2 separate regions of the Mus musculus genome follow, and region 2 is linked to region 1. A link is a loop called in an ENCODE intact Hi-C map of the cell type or tissue named here. Cell type or tissue: left cerebral cortex. All regions are shown on one strand.

Region 1 (8,000 bases):
AACCAGAGATGGTAGCATGTACCCCATGTCTTTATAGGTCTTCAATACCAGGAATGCAAATGCATTTAGTGTGGGCTTCCACAGCTTTTTGAGCACCCAAGTTCAGGTTTTAGCACTTCACATTCCCGTGAGGTCTTATTACCCTGGAATGCTTTCTCATGGGGAATAGGTTGGCTCTTCTATGACGTTTCTTGGAATTATATCCCTTCTGTTCCTTCAATTGTGTCAGATCTCTGTACATTTCCATTGTAGGAATTAATAAGTGAGAAGAATGGGCTTTTCCTGTTGAAGAATGAAGAGGCATCTGATAAATACTGCCAGGAAGAACTGGATCGACTTTCAAAGGATTTGATGGACAATATCTCAACATTTTCTGTTCCTGGGGGACACAGGCTCTACATGGACATGAGGGAGAAGATTGAACATGACTACTAGCAGGTTCCCAGGAAAGGGGTGAAGGTGAGGAGCAGGGAGCATGGGAATTTGGTGAAAGTGAAGTGCAGGTAGCACATCAATGGGATAAAGATTAAAAGCAGGGAGCCCAGGAATGGGGTCAAGGTAAGGAACAGGGAACATTCTGAGGCTGTGAATGGGGTGAAGATGAGCGCGGAACATGGGAACATGGTGAAGATGAGGAGCAGGTAGCACGGGAACTCCCTGCTTAGAGGAATGAGAAAACATGAAGATAGCCTGATACCTTAGCTTTATGTTGGTGTTGGTGACCAAAGCCAGGGCTTTGCTTTGCAAGGCAAGTGCTTTACCTTGACCATGGTAGGTGCAAAATGACTCCTTTTTAGTATGAATTGTTAGAAATATTCTCACAAAGCATTCTGAGTGATAACTCTATATTTCTGTCAGGATGGTCTACCTGTGGAGTAGTGAGTGTAATAATATAGCTAAAATATTACTGTTATTGCCAGTGATACCATTTTAAGTACTTCTTTTAGACCTTTCTTTAGTTTTTTAAATGCACTGAGCAATGCCCCCACTACTGTGCACATTCACACATCTCTACTACAAGGCTTGGGAAGGTAAAGTGATTTGCTTATGAATACACCCAGCAAGAGAGAAGGACTTGGCTTATACGCAATCATGCAGTATTTTACAGCAGAATACAATATCTAAAGGCATCATAGGTTGAAGCATTCACAACTGCACATGACATGGATATGCTACATCTGAGAGGATGCAGGCATCTCTAGTTGAGGTTACTGGAGGGAGCCACAGGTCAGGAAGTATCCAGGGCCACTGAAGAGCTTGGGCCATCTGCTTGCTTCCCTGTGGTATTTGACAATGAGGCACAGTGAGGACTCTGTTGAGTCTCATGGGTCCTCACTCTCTCAGGATTTATCAGGGTTCTTTGCACCCTCTTGGTCCTACAGGCAATTGAAGTCTTCCAGAGCTTTCTTCAGTCACAGGCCATCATTGAGAGTTCCATCCTGCAGGCAGACACAGCCCTCATTGCTGGGCAGAAGGCCATTGCAGGTACAGGAACATGTCTCTTGGCTCTCAGCAGAGGTCAGATTCCTACCATGGCTTTCTGATAGAAGCCATATTAAACCCATGCCAAGAGCATTAGCTTTCTATCTTTCTGTGGATGCCCACCCTGGAAGCCACAGGCAGTCCTGACTGTGTGTCAGTCACATGGGCATGGTCTTCTCCATTATCTTCAGAAACATGCTCCCCAAGTGTGGACCAGAGTTGAGTCTGGTTTCCTATGTTCTTTTTCATATTTGAATTGCTCTTTGGGTTGTGGAATGTTAACATTTTACTTGAACCATCACTTTCATCTCTCCTGAATCTTCTTGGGGCAGAGAAGTGCACCAACAAGGAGGCAGCTGAGAAGGAGCAGGATCTGCTAAGACAGAAGCAGAAGGAGCAGCAGAAGTATATGGAGGCTCAAGAGAAAAGGAACAAGGAAAACCTAGAGCAACTGAGAAGGAAGCTGATGCAGGAGAGAGAGCAGCTCATCAAAGACCATAACATGATGCTGGAGAAGCTAATGAAGGTGGGGCTCCTGATCCTCCTGGTGGTTCTAGTACCCCAGGCTGTAGGAGAAAGTTGTCAGCCAGGTCATGGGAAGAACACAGTCATAATATATTATTGCTAATAGTCTCTCCACATCATGTGTTATGTTTCATGTACACTTTGAATTTTGCTCTTAATGTAGACTCTGGGGACATCAGGTTTTCTGTTGCTCTTTCAGGGTTTTAATGACTACAATGGTTTGGCTTACAGACTTGGGATATTTAAAAATGACCTTATGAGGTTTCACTAAACAAACTTCCCAACCAAGCAATATAATAATGCCAGAAACTGGTCTGTCTTGGTTGTCCAGATCATCAGGCACCTGACTGCACCCCACAACCCCTACCACCCCACTCCAATCTCCCCAGGATGATCTATGCTGCATAAAACTGAAGGAAATGTCCAGTTTAAAGGCACAGTGACCCGATAGTTTCTGCGGGTTCTGAAGTTGTGCCCAGGAAAGACAGCCTCCTTGAAGAAGCACAGGACATTGGAGCAATGCCCATTGTCCAGCTGCAAGTGAAATGGTAATTAGCTTCTTTATCATCCAATGAGTTGCCTTTGTCTGCATGATAAATTTGCCATATACTCTCCATGGGTTGAGCTCTCCTCAGTCAGCCCAGTGGCATTTTTGTGGACATGAGCCTAAGCACATTTGCACAACTTTACTACCATCACAGCTGAAACAAACATGGTAGATGAAAATTAGTCAAGTTTCAACTCTGCTTCCTCACAATGTGTAGGTCTCACTTTGGTGTATCTTCTTCATGGTAAGGGAAAGTTTTTAGAAATGCACTAAGGATCGCTTGCTAAGGTTTTCAAATTGTAAGCCATACAATGTTTGAACTTGACAATAGTTATTTTTCTGTCATGTTCACTGTTTTAGGAACAAAAGGCTCTCCTTGAGGAAGGCTATAAGAAGAAAGCTGAGGAAATGAGAAGAGAGATCTATCGACTGAGACATAACATCAAGGATATGAAACAAAACAGTGATTTCTTTGTGGACAGTGCTGTAAGAGACCTTGCTTTATTTCTTTCCTCTTTACTGATTGAAAAGGCTATAAAAGGCCTTATTTCATTCTTTAGGAGCAAATGAGAGACTGTGATATAGTTTGTGTTATTTGAAGCTGCCTGTTTTCCATTTTCATTCTGCAGAGAAGATTAAACATAAAAAGTGCTGATTAGAGGGCATCTGTGCCCCACACAGAAGACATAGAACAGCTCCTACGTGTCTGCACAGACAATGCTTGCCTTTAGAGAACACATTTTGAAAACATTCCTATGGAAGCTATGCATTTAGTCATTACATGCGATCACTGCTGGCCAATTTAACTGAAAATCGAATAAGCTAGGAGACAAGGTTTTCTGTATTCTTGTGAGGATCATTCAGCCCAGGATAGGTTGTGCAGGATTGTCTCAGGTTAATATGGTAGGGAACCCATTCTGTGGGTGGGCAGCACTGTTCTTGTGGACTGAAGACACAGAGAATGTTGAAAACAAATCGCCCTACCACTTGTAGCTTCCTGACTATGGATGCCATACAACAAGCCAGCCTCGACTTCTCTCAGAATGCATTCTCCAACCTTGACAGAATGTATCATCATGATTCATGGACCACAACAAACCCTTTCTTAAGTTGGTTTTGTGAGGGTATTTCATCATAACAATAGGAAAAGTCATTGATATTATAACTGTGATAACCTGGAAACTACTTAAACATCCCTGAGTTAGATTGGCAACAAATTTTTATATGGCTTGATCTTGTAGTACTATATAGTGAAGAAACAAATATCAGTCAACCTATCTGTATAATGATCTAAATTGAGCTAAAATATATCTTAAAAATAAAGTGAAAACACCATACAACTGTGCAATCATTATTAGAAATGCTACTATCATGCCAACATGCAAGAACACAAGTAAAATGCCCTCTGGAAGATTAATAAAAAGCCTAATCTACTGGCTTCATCTTGGGAAAATAAGTTGGAGTCAAATGTTGAACGGATATATGCATTCCATGACATTCTCAGTCTTATACATTTCATGAAGAGTGCTGGGAAAGCAAATTCACAATTTAGGATAGTGACAATAAGTTAAAACCCACCAGTGCAGGATGAAATCTCTGCTTCTAGAAATGGCATAAGCCACTAGAGGGAACCCAAGACCAAGACTTGAGTACCAGGAAACAACATTTATAGATTAATGATGTTTTCTTTGAGGCTTTGCTTTTTTAAAAATAATTTAAATAATGCATTTTATGTAAACCAATATATCAAAATATTATTTCCACAGGCGGTCAATACAATTTATGCATGCTGTTTTTATATCATATTTATTTATTTGTAAAGTAGCAGGGAAACTGTATTAAAAGAGAAATGATTGTATAGAGTATAAGAGAGTCCATGGGGCACATGGGAGGTGGACAGCTCAGAGATGGCTCAGTGGTCAAGAATGCACAATGCTCATCCAGGGTAGCTCGGTTCCTGGGGCAGGTAACAACTACCTGTGAATGCAACTCCAAGGGATCTGACTTCCTTTTCTCAAACCCAAGGACCCCTGGTGCTTCCATCACATATCCCAAGGTTATATGTATACATACTTATAAAGAAGATTAAAAGGAATACACTGTTAACATTGATAATGGGCCGTATGAATAAAGAGACCCAAGAACCCCTATTAGTGCATTAATGAATATAATATATTTAGAGTATACCCACCCCCAGCTCCTCTAAGTCACCCTCAAATTCCCCTCCCATCTGCATGTCTCCCCCTCCCCTACCTCTTCCTCTTTCTTCTTACTGTGACTAAATTAATCCTGGCCTCATGTCCCTGGGCATTAGACACCATCTACCAGACCATGGACAATTGATCATGACCAATACCCCCATAGAAAACACACTCTCCCTCTCCTAGTGACCAGATATCAACTGCTAGTAGTTCCTCAGCTAGGGGTAGGGTCTCATGAGCTCACTGCCTCTCCACAGTGGATGTTGACTGGCTTGATCGTGTGTAAATTGTGCCAACAACCATAGCTACTGTCATAGCCCCGTCATATCCAGAAAATATTGTTTTAGAACAATATGATCTGTTTTTAAAAGTACTTACATTTATTATTTCAAAATTAAAGTATAGACATTCCTATGATTTCTAGAATCTTGGAGAAGCTTACTTTCTCTCTCTTCATGTCTTATAAGATGTCATGTTCAAAAAAATGAACTGTGTAAAGGAGACATCTTGGTGCTGTTTTATTGGGAGCCATTTTGTTTGCTTCAGTAAAAGCCTGCCTGCCAGGCACAGTCAAGGCAGGTCAGGGTCTACTGGCAGATTTCTTGGCTTGCTGACTCATGGAACAATAAGAGGAAATACACATGGGGTTAAAGGCAAGGGGATGAACATTCTATGAATCTTGGAGTAAGGAACAGGAAAGCCTCTGGATGGGAAGAGATATCCTGTTTGTACATCACCCATTGTTTCTGCTACCTTGCGACTTTGTTTCCCACAGCACTGAGAGATATAAGAAGGCTAATAAAATAAAGTCGAGGCTGATGTGGTATTCACCTTCAGGCTTCCCAATTCTAATTCTTGTCTCTGAGTCTTCTTTCTGACTTTCCTATAATCATCCTCACTCCCCATTCAGAGGCTGCTTGACTTTGGGTTGAGGGGACAGGCACAGCCATTAATTTTGGTAGTGACTTTGTCGAGGTGGCCAGAAACATGTCCTGTCAAAAGTAGATCTGTGATGGGGAAGGAGAGTTGCAGACACAGGAACATTCAGGAAAAGAAAAAATAAAACTTCAAAAAAACATTGACCAAGTATAATGTCAGATGTGGTCCTCACTAACACAAAATTAAACATCAGGCCTTGTTAATATTTTAGATTTTAGTCTGGTGCCTCAAAATGGTTTTGAAAGAGTGAAACTGCAAGAGCTGAAACAGTGTGCTAGGTTCGTCAGAAGGTATCAGCTTCTGGGACAGGCAGGAGCCACAGAGCTTCTGAGGCAGCGCCCTTTTCAGGCTCCAGACATCTGGCCACCTTCCCGGCCAGAGTATAGGTGTCCACCCAGCCCTGGAGGGCTTTGCCTCAGCATTGGCAGAAGACATCTTGGTTCCAAGACTCTGCCGAAAGTAGTCTGCACAGGTGAGAGTGTGGACTACAGAAGCTATCCGCTTCTGTGACAGGCCAAAGCAACACAGCTTCTGGGATAGGTCCTGTTTTGAGCCTTCATCTTCGGCCAGGAGGGAGGTCCGAACGCCAGATATCTGTGCACCTTCCCTGTAAGAGGAGAGCTTGCCTGCAGAGAGTGCTCTGACTACTGAAACTCAGAGGAGAGAGCTAGTCGCCCACGTCTGCTGATAGAGACTAACAGAATCAAGAGAGGAACAATCTCTAACCAGAGACAACTACAACAACTGACTCCAGAGATTACCAGATGGCAAAAGGTAAACGTAAGAATTTTATTAACGGAAACCAAGACCACTCACCATCATCAGAACCCAGCACTCCCACTTCGCCCAGTCCAGGGCACCCAACACACCCGAAAAGCTAGACCCGGATTTAAAAGCATATCTCATGATGATGGTAGAGGACATCAAGAAGTTTAATAATTCACTTAAAGAAATACAGGAGAACACTGCTAAATAGGTAGAAGACATTAAAGAGGAAGCACAAAAATCCCTTAAAGAATTGCAGGAAAACACAACCAAACAGGTGATGGAATTGAATAAAACCATCCAAGACCTAAAAAGGGAAGTAGACACAATAAAGAAAACCCAAAGTGAGGCAAAGCTGGAGATAGAAACCCTAGGAAAGAAATCTGGAACCAATAGATGTGAGCATCAGCAACAGAATACAAGAGATGGAAGAGAGAATCTCAGGTGGAGAAGATTCCATAGGGAACATCAGCACAACAATCAAAGAAAATGGAAAATGCAAAAAGATCCTAATTCAAAACATCCAGGAAATCCAGGACACAATGAGAAGACCAAACCTACAGATAATAGAAGTAGATGAGAATGAAGATTTTCAACTCAAAGGACCAGCAAACATCTTCAACAAAAGTATAGAAGAAAACTTCCCAAACCTAAAGAAAGAGATGCCCATGAACATAAAGAAGCCTACAGAACTCCAAATAGACTGGACCAGAAAAGAAATTCCTCCCAACACATAATAATCAGAATAACAAATGCACTAAATAAAGAGAGAATACTAAAAGCAGTAAGGGAAAAAGGTTAAGTAACATATAAAGGCAAGCCTATCAGAATTACACCAGATTTTTCACCAGAGACTATGAAAGCCAGAAGAGCCTGAACAGATGTTATACAGACACTAGGAGAACACAAATTTCAGCCCAGGCTACTATACCCAGCCAAAGTCTCAATTACCATAGACGGAGAAACCAAAGTATTCCACGACAAAGCCAAATTCACACATTATCTTTCCACAAATCCAGCCCTTCAAAGGATAATAACAGAAAAAAACCAATACAAGGACGGAAATCACATCCTAGAAAAAGCAAGAAGGTAATCCCTCAACAAACCTAAAAGAAGACAGCCACAAGAACAGAATGCCAACTTTAACAACAAAAATAATAGGAAGCAACAGTACTTTTCCTTAATATCTCTTAATATCTGTGGACTCAACTCCCTAATAAAAAGACATAGACTAAGAGATTGGCTATACAAACAGGACCCAACATTTTGCTCCTTACAGGAAACTCATCTCAGAGAAAAAGATAGACACTACTTCAGAATGAAAGGCTGGAAAATAATTTTCCAAGCAAATGGTATGAAGAAACAAGCTGGAGTAGCCATTCTAATATCGAATAAAATTGACTTCCAACCCAAAGTCATCAAAAAAGATAAGGAGGGGCACTTCATACTCATCAAAAGTAAAATCCTCCAAGAGGAAATATCAATTCTGAATATCTATGCTCCAAATACAAGGGCAGCCACATTCATTAAAGAAACTTTAG
Region 2 (8,000 bases), 810 kb after region 1:
TATGTTAGTTACTCTTTTTCTAGTAAATTATTTTTTGTTTCCATCATCTAATTTAGTGTTCTGCTTGACCATGAACACCTCTAAGACATTACTTAAACTACAATTTGTAGGGTAATCACATAAACAGCTTTTCTTTTTCTTCTGCTGACTCTTTTGTTATTTAAGGTCAGCTGGAGTTTTCTGTTTCAAGTAGACCTAACTGGAATGTAAAAGTCAAAATGTTTACTTGAGAACAAGGAGAAAGAGAGGGTGGGAGTGGGACATTAAAAACCACTGTGCTAAAAGAACTGCTTCATCTGAAAAAAATAAAGTAATAGAGGTAAAATATTTGAGTCAGCTTTAAATTGAAATACTAAAGTATCAATGGCTAAATACATATTCAAGTAATCTTGGCTCCTTAATTTCTATGAAAGGAAGATACATGTTCACATTAATGAGCTTTTATAAACTTGGTATAAGAATAAATTTTAAATAGCTCTTTTCACGGGTCCTTACTAAGAAGTGACAGTTAAAAATTCTAAATGACATTCAATTTAATGGCAAAGACTACAAAGAGAAAGTGGCTACATTTTAATCAGAAATCTAGAAAAAGATGTAAAGTGAGTTATTTTGGTGTTAAAATATAATTTTGTCCAAATTCACTAAATGTGTAAGCAATACTTCAAAATGTAAATTTAAAGAAAGAACTAAGGAAGAAAGAAAAATAAATGGTTATAAAGAAAATATACCGTTTGGTAAGGAAAATGATGAAAAATAAGAATGTAACACAGGATTACACAAAATGAATTCTTAAATGTTTGTTTAAATATATATACATATATATACACACATATATATGTGTGTATATATATTCTTTGTCTGCATGTACACCCACACATCAGAAGATCCCAATATTGATGACCATAAGTCAGTAAACCACGTGGTTGTTAAATATTACTCAGGACTTCTAAAAGAACAGAGCAGCCAGTGCTCTTAACAGCTGAGCCACCTCTTCAGCCTCCACAACAAAGCTTATAGAAGGAAATATATGTATAATTTAGTTGGCTATAATTAGATACATACTTAAGTTTTTCTAAAGAGAAAACATTTTGATGAAATAATGTATACAACCAGAATTTGATTATCTATACTTAAAACCAGTTTCTTAAAACAGATCTGATCTTAATAACATTTTTAAGAAGTGATAAGGAACAATGGGTTTTATGCTGTTTTCTGGGACATGGCTATTCTAACTGTTTCTATTGTAAGTGTTCTCATCTAGTTTCATTCCTTCTGTAAAACACTGACAATTAGATTAAAACAAAAACCAAACAAGCAAAGTTAACAACTATGTTTAAATGAACCTTTCAACTAAAAATTAACTGTTACAAATTACAAATTAACTGTTCTCGCACTGCGTTTCTGTAAGTTACTATTACTAAAAATAATTGTTTTGTGGTTCAAATTGAGTCTACAACTTAAATCTGTCTGGCACTTGGTTTGTTATCTATTTTTCCTTCATTCAATAGTACAATGCCTAGCAAAGTAATGGTGACCCAGCTTGAGATATCCATCCCCTACAGCAGTGGTTCTCAACTTCCCAATGCTGCGACATCATAAAATTATTTGCATAACACTGACTGTTAATCATTATTCCTCCTAAGTAGAAACAGATCAGGCCAGTAACAAAAACAGGTTCATTCTGGCAATGCGAGGCAATTAAAATTTAACTATGCTATGGTTCTTTAATAGTGTTCTCAGGAAAGCAAACTAACATCCAAAATGTTGGAACATGAAGGAAACACCAAAGCTGTCAGAGCAAAGGAAAATTGCTATGTTAACTCCATTCTCAAAGTAAACAGATCTGAAAAACTTTCAGTCATTGCCTGAGTTAAGCATCGCAGAAGACTCTGGCTAGGCGTGAACAAAGATCTCAGAAGCTGCCTGTATACCTATGCCTTCTGAGTTAACAGGAGGCTTAGGATGGACAAACTAGGCAGTGTTTATGCATGGGTCAGCACTGAGCTGAAAACCCCAAATTTCAGAGTACACGCTGAACGAACCTAACTGGTAAGAGTCTCAAACTCTATTACTAACCTTTCTTAAACACAGCCCTGTCCATCTACTTCAAGACCCAGCTATACCACTCCTGGGCATATACCCAAAAGATGCCCCACTATACCACAGGGACACTTGCTCAATTATGTTCATAGCAGCTTTATTTTTAATAGCCAGAAACTGGAAACAACCTAGATGGCCCTCAACTGAAGAATGGATAAAGAAAATGTGCTACATCTATCTAAACAATGGAATGCTATTCAGTTATTAAAAACAAAGACATCAAGAATTTTGTAGGCAAAAGAATGAACCCTGAAGACATCATTCTGAGAAAGGTAACCCAGACCCAAAAGGACGCACATAACAGGAGCCTAGCATGGCTGTCCTCTGAGAGGCTCCACCTGGATGAAGCTCTGGGACTCTTATGGAAGAGTTGGGGGAAGGACTGAGGGCCCCTAAGGGTATAGGAACTCCATAGGAAGACTCACAGTTAACTAACCTGGACGCTAGGGACCTCTCAGATTGAACCACCAACCAAAAACCATACACGGATGAGCCCCTCAACACACCCCCAAACCCTCCACCCCCAGGCAAATGTGCAGCTCAGTCTTCATGTTGGGTCCTGAGTAACTGGAACAGGGGCTATCCCAAAAGCTGTTACTTGTCTGTGGAATCTGTTCCCCTAACTTGGCTGTCTTGTTTGGCTTCAGTAGGAACTATCTAACCCTGCAGAGACTTAATGTGCCAGGGTTGGGAGGGCCTCCACTTAGAGAAGAAGGAGTGAGGTGGAGGAACTGTGAGAGGGGGAGATGGGGAAAAGACAACCATAAAGATATAAAGTGAATTTTAAAAAATTTGAAAAAACCAACAAATAAACTTAAGGGCAATTAGATGGACTGTATAAAACAGTCACCTTGTATCTGTCCCTGGTACCTTTCTAATAATTTCACTCTCCAAGAAAGGTCCAGAAGTTTCTTAATGAATACACTTTACAGTATCAAATTAGGTATTCTGTTCAACACGGGGTTCTAGAAACAGTAACTATCCATGCTTCCTTGCTGTGGTCTGGTTATTGGTTTAGACCTATTCTAAGTGAAAGGAGAGGAAAAGGAGGAGGGTGGGAACCCCTAGACTACATACAGACATTTGATACACACGCATGCATGTCTCTCTACATCGGCAGTGGTAGGAATGAAACTCAGCCTACATAATATATAGGCATTTGATACACACACACATGTATGCCTCTCCATTACAGCAGTGGTGGGAATTAAACTTGGCCTACATGGTTTATTTTCATAATACCAGAATGTTTCATTTGGCTGACTATCCTGGTCTCTATTTTGTGATGTGCTTTCTTTTCTTTTGTGTTTTCTTTTACCTCTATGTCAGCAGTTCTCAACCTTCCTAATGCTGCAACACTTTGATACAGTTAGTTCCTCATGCTGTAGTGACCCAACCATAACATTATTTTTGTTGCAACTTCATAACCTACTGTTATGAACTGTAATGTGAACACGGTTTCCAATGGCCTTAGGCGACCCATGCTACTTACACCATCTTTTGGAACTACAAAGCTTGCTGGTATCAAAATAACTGTTAAGTATAAAGAAGCTAGCATCCCCATTTTGGCTTGAAATGAAGCGAGAGTATTTATATGAGTGTTTAAGATTAAGACGTCTTCTGCAAAGCATTCAAAAGAATAACTTCTGCCAAATATTTGGGCATATCATGAATACATGCCTTCAAATTTGTATAAAGTATACTGCAGTGTTTTCAGTACTCTATAAACAATCAACGTTCTTGTCCATGCACCTTGGCTGAGTTTCTTGAACTGGGGCTTCCCAGTTCAAGTTAACAATAATGCCCAGTGTCAATTTAAGCTGATAATATTCTGATTTTGGTTGTAAATATGATCCTGAAAATCTCCTACGGGAGGTAAATTTCTGAGGGCAAATGTAGCAGGCAAACCTAGGGACGGCAAAACACACTCCTAAAATCCTGGCACCCCGTCCTTTCTCTTAATTTAATCGCAACCACCTTCCCCGTATCCAGCATTTCCACAGCTTCAGAATATTGCAAAAAACTACTTATTAGAACCGGGTGAGGAATACTGAAGTAATTCCCGGTAGTGCTGTCAACTCTTCACTCCTTTCGCTCCAGTTCCTGAGTTTACTGCACCTGGCACACAGTTTAACTCTTCGGAGCTCGCGGTCCAGAAACCACCTACTGCCTGCGGGCCAGGTAGGCGTTCTATGTGCCCAGAGACGCTCACGGGAGCCACCAAATGCCGGGGCTGAGGAAGCGCCCGGTGACACCAGATCTCATTTAAGGTCTGTTCGCTTCAAGAACGCCCCGGAAAGACTCGGGGGTCTGTGGCTTTCCCCTGCGTGTGTTAGCACAGCCCGGTCCGCCAAGCCGCCGCCGAGCTGGACAGAGGCCGCAGCCCGCCCGCTCGCCTGGGGGCCGCCATGCCGACTCACCGCTCGCTCGCGCTCCGCCCGCGCCGCCCGCCGCGACCGCGCCGGCTCGCGCCTCCCCGCTCCAGCCGCCGCGAACCGCCTCTACGCCGCGGCTCGGGAAGGGCTTCACCGCTCCGCGCCCTCCTGACCCAGCTCGATAGGGACACCAACGACACACCGCCGACTCCACAGAGCGGTGGGAAACCGGTCGGGATCTCCTCGGCGTTCGGCTGACGTCACTGCGGAGGGACGGCGGCGGTGCAGCGAGTCCTCTGCGCACGCGCGGCCGCACTTCGGTTGCTGGCGGGGGGCGGGGGGCGGGGGGCGGGGGGCGGGGTGGGGACTGAGGTCGTTGGTCATCACTGCGCCTTTGTTAGAAAATGCCTTGCTGAGGTGACTGTGTGCACTGGCGGTTTCATTTGAATGTGAATGCTAAATACAAACAATTCTGAGAGCTTTCCGAAAATGATGTGGTTCAACTGGTGGAAAATCTGGTAGTGTACTATGGAAAAAGTCTGTTTATCTCCCAAAGTATGTTGCATCTCAAGAGAAGTCAAGGCATGAGTTAGGGAAGGACTAAAATACTTGTTCACTGTAGACAGCTGCCAAAATTTGTTCCCAACCAAGCCCTTAAAGCTATTTATAAAACTTTTTATCAGAAGGATGTATGTATGCATTATACAGAAACTTGGAAATATTTTATAGTTATTGCACATTGTACTGGGAGAACTGGGACATTGCTACTTGTGGGTGTCTGTCATGCTCTCTATCCAGTATGAAAAGAAGCTTTGATGAGGGGTGAAAGTTAAACTTCTTTATTTTTAGATTAAAATTCTTTTTAATTTAAAAAGGCATCAGGTTTTAAATACATTAAGAATTGAACTCATATTTTGACCCCATCTCCGAAAATTGTCATTTCTGTTGTTATCTGGTTATTATGTCGTGTATGTATAAAATCAATAAATTGTTCAGGAGTATATATCTGACCATTATGTTACAAAGCAACAGAAATACATAAAATCAAATGAGATGTGCAAATATGCATATATGTATCTCAAACACATGACTTAATAAGGTTTTTTTGATTCAATAGTAAGCTGTAGACAGATAGAGATGCACATTAAAAAAAATTTTTACCATGATCAGGATCCACTACATTGCCTTGCATATAACAGTAGATACTGTATAAGTGGCTTGGTCACTTTCCAAGCAATTATTTCTATTTAGATGTCTTTGCCCAATATGAAAATAATGAATGTGGGTGGGAGATTGTTCATTTTTCTTTCCCCAGCAACTATTTAATGCCTGCATCTTGGCAAGAGCTGCACTTACCTGCAAACATCATGATGTCATTTTCCTTTATCCTGTGGTGTATCTGTGCCACATTTGCATTGCCCGTCCATCACTCGAAGGGCATTTAGGTGGTTCCCCCTCGCTAGCTATGGTGAACAGAGCAGCAATGGACACTGCTAAGCAAGCATCTGTAGGAGGATGTCCTTTGGGCATATGCAGAGGAGTGGATCTGAGTCATGGTAGATTTACTTTTAGCTTTTTGAGCAATATTGAGCATGCATGGTTTCTTATATATGGTCCCCAACTGGTAGAACTATTTGGGAAGGATTAGGAGTTGTTACCTTATTGGATAAGATATGTCACTGGGGTGATCTCTGAGGTGTCAAAAGCACACACCACTACCAGTTAGCTCTCTGCATCATGTTTATTATCTAGATGTAAGCTCTGGGCTACTGCCTCACCGCCATGTTTACCTGCTTGATGTCATACACCTCACCATGATGGTTGTGGGTTTGAAAGACTCCGTGAGGAGCCCCTCGCTCAGGCGTCGGGACAATAGCGGACACCCAAGAACTCATGAGAGACCAGGCTTGATGTAAACCACATGAGGCTTTATTCGGGGAAAGCCAGAGCTCTGGGGACGACTCATATCCCACGCAGGGGTAGAGGATTCGACCACGAGGGGAAAGGCCAGTTTTTATAGGCCCTCAGGGGGGAAAGGAGAAGGGAGGAGTAGGGGGTTTCCAGAACTAAACAATGTCTATTCTCAAGAAATGGGTATGGGAGGGGTACAAGGAAAGAGTCTGGTGCAGGTGTAGCAACTCAGGATTGGCCCGGCTGTGGTTGCTGGGAAGATTTTCCGACTCTTTCTCAGCAACCAATATCACAAACACCTGGCAGTGAGGTGCAGCAGTGGGCACACACCTGGGTTCAAGGAACGGTCAAAACATTGGCAGACACACGGGTTCAAGGAGTGGCCAGAGCATTGTGCACCTCTATTTTTCTAAATCAGTGAAGCTAGTTCTGCTAACAGTGAAATCTATCTTGCCAATTTCAGGGCTTCTGTGACCTTTTACATTCTGTCAGGATCTTTCAGGCTCACCCACTGTAAGGACCAATAAACTCTTTCTCTATAAGTTGCCTGGGTCCTGTTTATGCTAGAACAGCAATTGTAACTAAGATAAAGGCTATTTGGTACTCCACTATACAGGCAATTGATTCACGCTGTCCTGGAGTCTTTGTCCTAGGTTATACTTCTGTGAGTAGTGGGGGTAGCGGCGGGGGAAGGGGGGGAAGTACCCACCATGCATGACAGGTAGACTGGGAGTCTAAAAGTTTACATTTAGTGTAAAAATGTATAAATGTGTTACTTGTATCATTCCATGACACAGAAAATAAGGTGCTTTCCCAGGGTTTATGCTATGATAAAAGGCAACCCCCCCTCTTTTTTATGGAAACAAACGTGTTTTTAACACCATGGTACTATGTCAAGTCTTTATTAAGTAATGTACACATTATTACAGTTAAGAAATTGTTGATGTCCAAAGAACCTTGTATATGTGAAATCTTAACTATACCCTTAACAGAGGGGAGACTACCAGGAAGGTGACTAGGGATAAACTTCACAGGACTAAAGTAGAAAAATATATGAACTTATATCTAAAGGGAAAAAAAGGAGAATTCTACAAAAGTTTACAAGTTAAATGAGAAACACTGTAATAATAAGCATCATAAAAGATGTTCTAGTGACCATAATAGGCATACGGCACATGGTCGATACACATGGATACCACATAATTAATGCACTTCAAGTTGAAGTTTGTTCACTTTGTAACAGTACAGTACGCATACATAAATACATACATACAATAATACCCCTGCAATGCAAAATCCAATACCTAGGAAGGAAAAAAAATTAGTGTAGCATATTCAAAAGAAAATGATTGATGTGCAGCCATCAGAATCAGGGAAACATGGCGTGCCTCGCTTCTGTGGAAGCTGACGAGAAAAGGCCTGTCTACTCAGCAGTCTGTTAGAGGTTGGAGAGGTTTGGTATATTCTAGGAAGTCAATGAATTCTTGTGAATTTCAAATACGGTACTAAGCCCAGGATTCTCTTCTACTTGTTCTCTACCTCTGGCTTCTCTACCAGCTTGGCTTTGTTTCTTCTGACCCCTAGCTCTCAAAGGGCCAAGTTATTCAACAACTG

Evidence for each region. Peaks named below come from ENCODE experiments on the same cell type or tissue, not always from the same donor. Only the 100,000 strongest peaks of a DNase experiment are listed, where the experiment ranks them.
Region 2: it touches region 1 in a loop (4-fold over the local background); 2 of 42 quality-filtered maps call a loop at or near these places.

Annotation. Positions count from the first base shown.
Region 1 is chr5:105,318,915-105,326,914 of GRCm38, reverse strand. It overlaps the pseudogene Gbp11. Among named protein-coding and RNA genes, the nearest start is that of Gbp6, 29 kb to the right of the region's middle. In left cerebral cortex, a CTCF peak has its summit at 4,179 (motif pointing right); a DNase peak (open chromatin) is centred at 4,169.
Region 2 is chr5:104,505,092-104,513,091 of GRCm38, reverse strand. It overlaps Pkd2 (polycystin 2, transient receptor potential cation channel), which reads right to left. Exons shown (of 15, transcript NM_008861.3): 15 at 7,273-8,000. It overlaps Thoc2l (THO complex subunit 2-like), which reads right to left and starts at 4,742. Exons shown (of 8, transcript NM_001166581.2): 1 at 4,521-4,742. In left cerebral cortex, no CTCF peak of the experiment used is centred here; a DNase peak (open chromatin) is centred at 4,645; H3K4me3 peaks cover 2,029 bases; H3K27ac peaks cover 533 bases.